Linked DNA regions of Homo sapiens: region 1 is linked to region 2. Evidence: read pairs that join two places in POLR2A ChIA-PET (ENCODE). Cell type or tissue: Caco-2. All regions are shown on one strand. Region 1 has its middle 2.6 kb from the start of CHST8. Region 2 overlaps TDRD12 (tudor domain containing 12).

The links. Peaks named below come from ENCODE experiments on the same cell type or tissue, not always from the same donor. Only the 100,000 strongest peaks of a DNase experiment are listed, where the experiment ranks them.
Region 1: POLR2A ChIA-PET joins it to region 2 with 17 read pairs; 2 of 35 experiments call an interaction of 5 or more read pairs at or near these places.

Annotation. Positions count from the first base shown.
Region 1 is chr19:33,616,845-33,621,844 of GRCh38, reverse strand. No RefSeq gene overlaps it. Among named protein-coding and RNA genes, the nearest start is that of CHST8, 2.6 kb to the left of the region's middle. RefSeq lists an enhancer at 187-931. In Caco-2, no CTCF peak of the experiment used is centred here; no DNase peak of the experiment used is centred here; H3K4me3 peaks cover 234 bases.
Region 2 is chr19:32,785,510-32,790,509 of GRCh38, reverse strand. The region is part of intron 11 of TDRD12 (tudor domain containing 12); the gene reads right to left. Among named protein-coding and RNA genes, the nearest start is that of TDRD12, 68 kb to the right of the region's middle. RefSeq lists an enhancer at 2,693-2,987. In Caco-2, no CTCF peak of the experiment used is centred here; a DNase peak (open chromatin) is centred at 2,969.

The DNA of each region.
Region 1 (5,000 bases), 830 kb before region 2:
CGGGCGGGGATCGCTCCAGCGATGCACTCGGCCCTCCCGGGGGCTCGCGGGCGCCGCGCCCACGCGCGCTCTGCGGCTCCCGCGGCCCCTCTGGCAGCGCTCTCAGAAAGAGTCGCTGCTGGGCGCGGTCCGGCGGCCGCGGGGGTGGGAGCGGTCGTGGCTGGGGCTGCGCCGGTCTCCCGGTTCAGGAGAGCCGGACTCCGGCCTGACGCTAGGCTCCAGACCGCGGCCAGTGCTGCCACTGCCTCGGTGGGTCGCACGCGGCGCCAACCCGGGAAAAGGACCAGGCGTCACCGGGGCGGGCCTTGACCACAGCGGGGCAGGGGCGCGCGCCCAGGACCCGATGCTGCGGGGGCGCAGGGCCGGTGAAAGGCGGAAGATTGATCCTGAGGAAGATTCTGGGATATCCCTGGGCTTCAGCTCGCGTGGAATTCGGTCAAGGCCGCGAGCTGCCTCAGGCCCGGGTGTCCGCATCCATCCTCAAATCCCTGGGGCTCTAGATTCTGCTGAAAGTGCCCTGCGAACAGGTGCTCCCTTCAGGACTTCATCCTGGAAGTTTGTGTCGGGTCACCAGCCTGAGAGCGGGGCCAACCGACCCTCTTCATACACACTCGGGAAAACAGCGTGGAGGGTGGAACCGGCCCACGGCCACACAGCACCGGGACAGAGTAGGGACAGGAACACGGGGCCCTGGATTCGGGTCCTTGTTCTTCCTAAGAAGAGGCAGCCCCAGCCTGCAGGGGACAAGCAGGCCTTGGGAAGGGGGGCAACTGCTTTCTCACAGGAGCTGGAGGAAACTGTGCACACAGTCACCTGTTAGTCTTGAAGGGACACTCAGTATTTTCAAACAACAGCAGAGAAGCCTTTAATAAAGTGAAAGACCCTTACTCTCTCCTCTCTAATGGTACCTGCTGGCTGGTTGGCCTGACTCCTACCAGCTGACCTAGAGTGAGTGATGGAATTGGGGAGTGAGCTGGGCCCATGGGTCTTGACTGACCAGAGTGGGGGACACCAGGCGGAGAGCAGAGCCACTCCTGGGGACGGCCAGGGAGCCCCTCAGCCCCAGGGCCATGAGGCCTCCTTAATGCCCCAGGTAAGCTCAGAGCATCCAAAAATAGACCAGGACAGATAAGAAGATAAATAGAAGCATGACAAAGAGATCATGGTCTTCCTTTAATTCTTGCAGCAACAGAGTAGACATTATCACTCCCGTATTACAGATGAGCGAATTGAGATGCAAAAATGCCACCATTTTGCTGGACTCCACGCATCTGGAGAATGGCCCAGGTGTGATGATTCCAAACTGGGATAGGCTTTGTTCTGGGGTTCCCTTTCCAGGACTTTAGGCTCGGAGTGACCCAGGCCTGGGGCTGCGCTGGGACCCAGGCACACTCCACTGGCTGCACGCATGAGGGGAATGTGTGTGTGTGTGTGTGTGTGTGTGTGTGTCTGAAATCACCCTCCTCCGCCTCAGTCAGGTGCAGATTGGAGGAGCTGAGTGCAAGGGCCAGGGACTCAAGTGTCAGGAAAAACAGGGCAGTGGAACCCTTATTCATCCTACATCCCAAAGCTGTTGGAGCAGAGCAGGAGAGAAGGTAGGAACAAAGAGAGGGGAGAGTGGAGTGAGCAAAAAGTCACTTGCCGGACTAGCTCACAGTGCAATGACCCCATCCCTGTCCCTGTGGTCCCCTTACCCCACACTTGCAGCCCCTCTTGCCACCCAAGGTCCTGACCATAGCTTGGCTGGGCAGCTGCCCATGAGCTCCCTGTCTGCAGTTAGGCCTGGAACAGAGCACACAACTTTTGCCACAGAGGCCTGATGGTCAAGAGAATCTCTTCAGTACCATGAACACTCCAGAGGGCAAATGCATGCACACACACACACACATGCACACACACGGAGAGAGAAAGAGAGACTTAACTGCAATGGGGAGATAATAGGAGCTCCCATTTCCAGAGCCCAGCCTCAAAGCTGGAAAGGGGGCTCTGGACCATGAGTACTTCCATGCGACAAGTCTACACAGGCTTTATTTCCCTGGGATGCATCTATACAGGCTTTGCCGTGACCAGTGAGTGGAGCGAGCCAAGCCATCTCAGCAACACTGTGCATCTGTGTGCCGCGATCCTCCTGGGAAGGATGGTTTTTCCATTAGCTTTCCCAACTGTACTTATTAGCACTTATTTGCATCTAATATTCAGGCAGACACCACTAGGAATCAATAACGCTGCATTCCTTTGACATTCTCTCCATTTTCCATTTTTAACTCAGACTTCCTTCTTGTTTTGAGAGGCCATGGGGGAAATCCCCAAAGGGGGCCTGAGGCCCCTGGCACCAACTCGCAGTGAGTTTTCCTCCGAGATTTGCCAAGGGCTGCGTGCCCTTTTTTGAAAGTCAGGCTCAGCCTCTGCAGCGAGGGAGGAGCAGGAAGGCTGCAATTCCCTGCAGGAAGCCTTGTGTGCTCACTTGCGATTTTTGATATGTGTGTCTCCACCGAAAGATTAGTGGCAAACTTGTCTCTTTGCATCCCAACTAAGGTGAAAGACATTTTTAGTGCATGGCCCCATGCGCCCACAGCCTAAGCCCCAGAAGGGCTAATAGAGAGGTTCAGGTGCCAATCTGTTTGCTGCAACAAGGATACAGGAAAGAGGAGGGGGCTTGGCTCTGGGACGCAGGCAGACCCCCGCCTCCACTGGCTCTGGGCTCCCTTTCCTCAGGCCGTTCCTGCAAGTGAAGGTTCCTGCCCGTCTTTGGGCTGGAGGCTGAAGGTGGCACAGTGGGAAGCTGAGACTGTCTCACATTGTGTTTGGCAAGACTGAGTCTTGAGTCCTGAACCTTCCATCTGTTGCCATGAGAGGAACCAGAACAGGCTGGGCATGGTGGCTCATGCCTGTAATTCCAGCACTTTGGGAGGCTGAGGTGGGCAGATCACTTGAGGCTAGGAGTTTGAGACCAGCCTGGCCAACATAGCAAAACCCCATCTCTACTAAAAATACAAAAGTTAGCAGGGCATGGTGGTGCTCACCTGTAGCCCCAGCTACTCAGGAAGCTGAGGCAGGAGAATCACTTGAATCTGGGAGGCAGAAGTTGCAGTGAGCTGAGATTGTGCCACTGCACTCCAGCCTGGGTGACAGCGTGAGACTCTATTAAAAAAAAAAGAAGAAGGAGAAGGAGAAGGAGAAGAAGAAGAAGAAGAAGAAGAAGAAGAAGAAGAAGAAGAGAAGAGGAAGAAGAGGAAGAAGAGGAGGAAGAGGAGGAAGAGGAGGAAGAAGAGGAAGAAGAGGAAGAAGAAGAAGAAGAAGAAAAGAAGAGGAAGAAGAGGAAAAAGAAGGAGGAGGAGAAGAAGAGGAAGAAGAAGAAGAAGAAGAAGAAGAAGAAGAAGAAGAAGAAGAAGAAGAAGAAGAAGAAGAAGAAGAAGAAGACGAGGAAGAAGAAGAAGAAGAAGAAGACTTGTTCCACAGAGGAGTTTGGGAGCCATCTATACTGGCAGGTCGGGAACACCTCATCTGTCTCCCTGCATCCCATGGGAGGAAGAAGGGAATGATGGGATGGGCCAGGAGGTCTGCTTCAGCTCTCCCAGGTGCCAGCTAGGGGGTCTTGAACTTGTCTCCTAACCCCTCAGAGCCTGTTCCCTGTATGCAGAGACAATAGACTGTCCCTGCAGAGGAAAGGTGAAGGGTGTCATGGCATTTTGGGAATTGGAGTCCTGTGACCAGACTGCCCTTAGCCACCCACAGACTAGTCACCTCAGGGTATGACGTGGCCTGGCCTTGCTTCCACGTCCAACATCTGGCCCTGTAATGGCCTCTGCAATATTGTGACCCCAAGGCTTCCTGAAGTCAGTTCAACACACAGACAGGCCAGTGACGTGCTGATCAGAGTGCCATCCAGGCGGGAGACTCCTCCTGGGAACGGACCTGCCTTCCTCAGCTGCTCTCTGGGGCCTGTGTGGGCTCCGGGCCATGCCTTCCCTCCCCAGGCCTCGACCTCCCCATTCGAAAGATGAGGGATGGGGGCCCAGGATCTGAAGGCCTGCTGTGCAATTCCATGATTCCTAAAAGTTCCTCACCAGGGAACGTGGCCCAGACTCATTTCCAGCCAAGGTATCCCTTGGCCACCTTATGGGATGAATGTTCCTTCCCAGGCCTTTTCCTCCTCTCTCCTTTCCCCTTTTCTGTCACCTCTTGGGTTTTCAAGGAGCTGGAGGGTCACTTTGTTTCCTTCTGAGTTGAGTTGTCTGAAATTTCCTGATGTCAATATGCCTGGGTGGGTATCCCCTGCATAAGCAACATTGCTGGGGGTTCTGGGCATCCCTGAACCCCATATACCTGTCACAATTTCGAAATTTCACCATCATTCCTCAGGGTATAAGAATGGTTTCTCTTGGCTGGGTATGGTGGCTCACGCCTGTAATCCCAGCACTTTGGGAGGCAGAGAAGGGCAGATCACAAGGTCAGGAGTTCAACACCAGCCTGGCCAACATGGTGAAACCCCATCTCTACTAAAAACACAAAAATTAGCCAGGCGTGATGGTGCACGCCTATAATCCCAGCTACTGGGGAGGCTGAGGCAGGAGAATTGCTTGAACCCAGGAGGTGGAGGTTGCAGCGAGCTGAGATGGCGCCACTGCACTCCAGCCTGGGTAACAGAGCAAGACTCCGTCTGAAAAAAAAAAAAAAAAAAAAAGGAATAGTTTCTCTTTAAAGAGAAGTTTTTCTGGGGCAGGCTAAAGTGACACCAGTCCTTAACACAGAAGAGAGTTGGTGAACAGATGTGGTTTTCTAGAGAGTGCACAACAGAAACTATGACTAACTTGCAAAGAAAGGGGAGACTTTATTTTTCTGAGACAGAATCTCACTCTATCACCCAGGCTGGAGTGCAGTGGCATGACCCTAGCTCACTGCAACCTCAAACTCCTGGGCTCAAAGGGTCCTCCCACCTCGTTCTCCTGAGTAGCTGGGAACACAGGTGTGCACCACCATGGCCAACTAATTTTTTATTT
Region 2 (5,000 bases):
AATGTGAAGAAAAAGGTGTTTGTTTCCTCAGTTGAGCTATTCTTTTAGTTCTTCCTTGACAGAGATAGCAGGGGCTGCACAGCCCAAGGCTCAGCTGTACAACTGCTGCCTGTTCTGTTCTGCTTGGTTTATGAGACATGAGGGCCTGTACCTGTGCTGCCACAACCCTGCCACCCAGGTCCCCCTGAGAGTATCTGAGGGGCCCCAGCCAAGCTCAGGAATCACTAGTGTACTTTACTATCTTTATTTTATGGATGAGAAAACAAGACCAGATAGGACTTGTCCACAGTCACCTCTGCTGAGAGGAGAAGAAATTTGAAACTGCTTTCCTCTAGATCCAGCCCAACCCCAACATGGGTAAGGCCAGTGGCAGTCACAGAGAAGTCACAAGGCACAGACATGGCGGGGACTCCAGGATAAAGATGGTGGGTTACACACATGGCAAACTGCGCTCCTTCCTAAAGCCTCATTCCTGTAAACGCGTTTTTTCTTTTTTCTTTTTTTTTTGAGATGGAGTTTCGCTCTTGTTACTCAGGCTGGAGTACAGTGGTGTGATCTCAGCTGACTGCAACATCCGCCTCCCAGGTTCAAGAGATTCTCCTGCCTCAGCCTCCTGAGTAGCTGGGACTACAGGCATCCACCACCACACCCAGCTAATTTCTGTATTTTTAGTAGAGACAGGGTTTCACCATTGTTGTCCAGGCTGGTCTCGAACTCCTGACCTCAGGTGAACCGCCTGCCTCGGCTTCCCAAACTGCTGGGATTATAGGCGTGAGCCACTGCGCCCGGCCCTGTAAATGGATTTTCAAATGCAAAAGCCACAAGATCCAACTGTTATCAGCTGATGAATGGGTACATGAAATGCACTCCATGCACGCAATGGAATATAAGTCAGTCATGAAAAGGCATGCTGTGCTAGTTTATGATATGGCAGAGATGAGCCTTGGAAACACTGTGCAGTGAAACCAGCGTCACCAAGGCCCACCCACCGTATGAGCCCATCGATATGAAATGTCCTGAACAGGCAAACCCATAGAGACTGAAAGCAGACAGCTGGCTACCAAAGGATGTGGAGGGAGGAAAATGGAGGGTGACCGCTAATGGGTATGCACTTACTTGTGTGGTTGCAAACTCTGTGAATACACTAAAAATCACTGAATTGTACACTTGAAAAAAGGGTACATGAATCATATTTCAAAAAAGCTATGTTTTAGAGACAATATTCCAGAACAGAATGTTGGAAGCTAAAAAACAGATGGACAAACTGGTAACAGCCCCAAGACAGTTGACCCTGAGCCAGCCGCGGGAGGCCTGACCCTATCTGCAGAGAACAACCTTCAGAAAGCTTAGGAATTAGGGGCAGGCTCCCTGGCTGCAGCAATGTGGCAGAGGGGGGAACCTCTGCATCACCTTACACTACTCCACACCAGACGGCCACTCACCCCAACCCGAGGAAGGCCAGGGGCTGATTCTCTGGAGAGGATAAAGCAGAACTCTCAGGACTCGGGGCTGTAGGCCTAGCTGCAAACAGAGGTGCTGAACTGAAAAGAAGGAGGCTAAGCACACACAGGACAGTGAGACCCAGCCTGTGCCTCCCACTCAGCTCCCAGGACACAGGCAGGTCTTTAGCCCCAGGGGCCAGAGACAGGAGAAGCCTTCCCTTGGGCATCTGGACGGAATTCAGAGGTCCCTGTACTCACAGCAGCTCGCTCCCCAGAGAGACCCACAGCCCACAGGCTTGGCACACTCAGAGACCCTCACCGGCTCACTGGGCCTCTACGTTGAAATACAGGCAGACAATCAAGGACTGCATGACATCTAAGGAAAGCCTCCAGCCTTAAAAACCGAGTAATGCACCCTGCAAAAAAAGAAACAGTGTAGGGAGAAGAAAACTCCCCCACAAAAATCATTAGTCTCCTTAGAGAAATGAGAGAAACTACCATATATGTGAAACGAGGACAGGACACTGTCAGAAAAAGAAAAGAGAAAAGAGAACAAAAGGAAAACCCTTGCAAATTAAAAACGTGATATTAGAAATAAAAAACACAATAAAATGAGTAGAGGACAAAATTGTAAAATCATTCCAAAAAGTAAAGCAGGCTGGGTGTGGTGGCTCACACCTATAATCCCAGCCTTTTGGGAGGCCGAGGCAGGCAGATCACTTGAGGTCAGGAGTTTGAGACCAGCCTGGCCAATATAGTGAAACCCTGTCTCTACTAAAAATACAAAAATCAGTCAGGTGTGGTGGCAGGCACCTGTAATCCCAGACTGAGGCAGGAGAATCACTTGAACCCAGGAGGCAGAAGCTGCAGTGAGCCGACATCGCACCACTGCACTCCAGCCTGGGCAAAAGAGCGAGACTCCATTTCAAAAAAACAAAAAAAAAGAAAAAAAAAAGTAAAGCAAAAAGACAAAGAGATTAAAAAAAGAGCAGGCACTTTCAAGATGGCCAAATAGGAACAGCTCCAGTCTATAGCTCTCAGCAAGATCAATGCAGAAGATGGGTGATTTCTGCATTTCCAACTGAGGTACCTGGTTCATCTCACTGGGACTGGTTGGACAGTGGGTGCAGCCCGTGGAGGGTGAGCTGAAGCAGGGTGGAGTGTCGCCCCACCTGGGAAGCACAAGGGGAAAGGTTTCCCTTTCCTAGCCAAGGGAAGCCATGACTGACTGTACCTGGAGGAGCAGTATACTCCTGCCCAAATACTGCGCTTTTCCCAGTCTTCACAACCAGCAGACCAGGAGATTCCCTCCTGTGCCTGGCTCGGCGGGTCCCACGCCCACAGATCCTTGCTCGATGCTAGCACAGCAGTCTGAGATCGACCTGGGATGCGGGAGCTTGGTGTGGGGAGGGGTGTCCACCATTGCTGAGGTTGAGTAGGCGGTTCTATGCTCACAGTGTAAACAAAGCAGCGGGGAAGCTCAAACTGGGTGGAGCCCACCGCAGCTCAGCAAGGCCTACTGCCTCTCCAGATTCCACCTCTGGGGGCATGGCATATCTGACCCAAAGGCAGCAGACAGCTTCTCCAGACTTAAACGTCCCTGCCTGACAGCTATGAAGAGAGCAGTGGTTCTCCCAGCACAGCACCTGAGCTCTGATAATGGACAGACTGCCTCCTCAAGTGGGTCTCTGACTCATGTGTAGCCTGACTGGGAGACATCTCCCAGTAGGGGCCGACAGACACCTCATACAGGTGGGTGTCCCTCTGGGATGAAGCTTCCAGAGGAAGGATCAGGCAGCAATATTTGCTGTTCTGCAGCCTCTGCCCAGGGAAACAGGGTGTGGGGTGGACCTCCAGCAAACTCCAACAGAGCTGCAGCTGAGGGGCCTGTCTGTTAGAAGGAAAACTACCAAACAGAAAGGAATAGCATCAACATCAACAAAAAGGACATCTACACCAAAACCTCATCTGTAGCTCACCAACATCAAAGACCAAAGGTAGATAAAACCACAAAGATGGGGAGAAACCAGAGCAAAAAGGCTGAAAATTCCAAAAACCAGAACGTCTCTTCTCCTCCAAAGGAACACAACTCCTCGCCAGCAACAGAACAAAACTGGATGGAGAATGAGTTTGATGAGTTGACAGAAGTAAGCTTCAGAAGGTCAGTAATAACAAACTTCTCTGAGCTGAAGAAGCATGTTCTAACCCATCGTAAGGAAGCTAAAAACCTTGAAAAAAGGTCAGATGAATGGCTAACTAGAATAACCAGTGTAGAGAAGAGCTTAAATGACCTGATGGAGCTGAAAACCACAGTACGGGAACTTCGTGATGCATGCACAAGCTTCAACAGCCAATTCGATCAAGTGGAAGAAAGGATATCAGTGATTGAAGGTCAAATTAATGAAATAAAGTGATAAGACAAGATTAGAGAAAAAAGAGTAAAAAGAAATGAACAAAGCCTCCAAGAAATATGGGACTATGTGAAAAGACCAAATCTATGTTTGATTGGTGTACCTGAAAGCAACGGGGAGAATGGTGCCAAGTTAGAAAACATTCTTCAGGATATTATCCAGGAGAACTTCCCCAACCTAGCAAGGCAGGCCAACATTCAAATTCAGGAAATACAGAGAACACTACAAAGATACTTTCGAGAAGAGCAACCCCAAGACACACAATTGTCAGATTCACAAGGTTGAAATGAAAGCAAAAATGTTAAGGGCACCCAGAGAGAAAGGTCAGGTTACCCACAAAGGGAAGCCCAGCAGACTAACAGTGGATCTCTCTGCAGAAACTATAAGCCAGAAGAGAGTGGGGGCCAATATTCAACATTCTTGAAAAGAATTTTCAACCCAGAATTTCATATCCAGCCAAATTAAGCTTCATAAGTAAAGAAGAAATAAAATCCCTTACAGACAAACAAATGCTGAGAGATTTTGTCACCACCAGGCCTGCCTTCCAAGAGCTCCTGAAGGAAGTACTAAACATGGATAGGAACAATCGGTACCAGCCACTGCAAAAACATGCCAAATTGTAAAGACCATTGACACTATGAAGAAACTACATCAATTAATGGGCAAAATAACCAGCTAGCATCATAATGACAGGATCAAATTCACACATACAATATTAACCTTAAATGTAAATGGCCTAAATGCCCCCAATTAAAAGACACAGACTGGCAAATTGGATAAAGAGTCAAGACCCATCAGTGTGCTGTATTCAGGAGACCCATCTCACGTGCAAAGACACACATAGGCCCAAAATAAAGGGATGGAGGAAGATCTACTAAGCAAATGGAAAGCAAAAAAAAAAGCAGGGGTTGCAATCCTGGCCTCTGCTAAAACAGACTTTAAACCAACAAAGATCAAAAGACATAAAGAAGGCCATTACATAATAGTAAAGGTTATCAATTCAACAAGAAGAGCTAACTAGATTCATAAAGCAAGTTCTTAAGAGACCTACAAAGAGATCTAGACTCCCACACAATAATAAATGGGAGACTTTAACACCCCACTGTCTATATTAGACAGATCAACGAGACAGAAAATTAACAAGGAT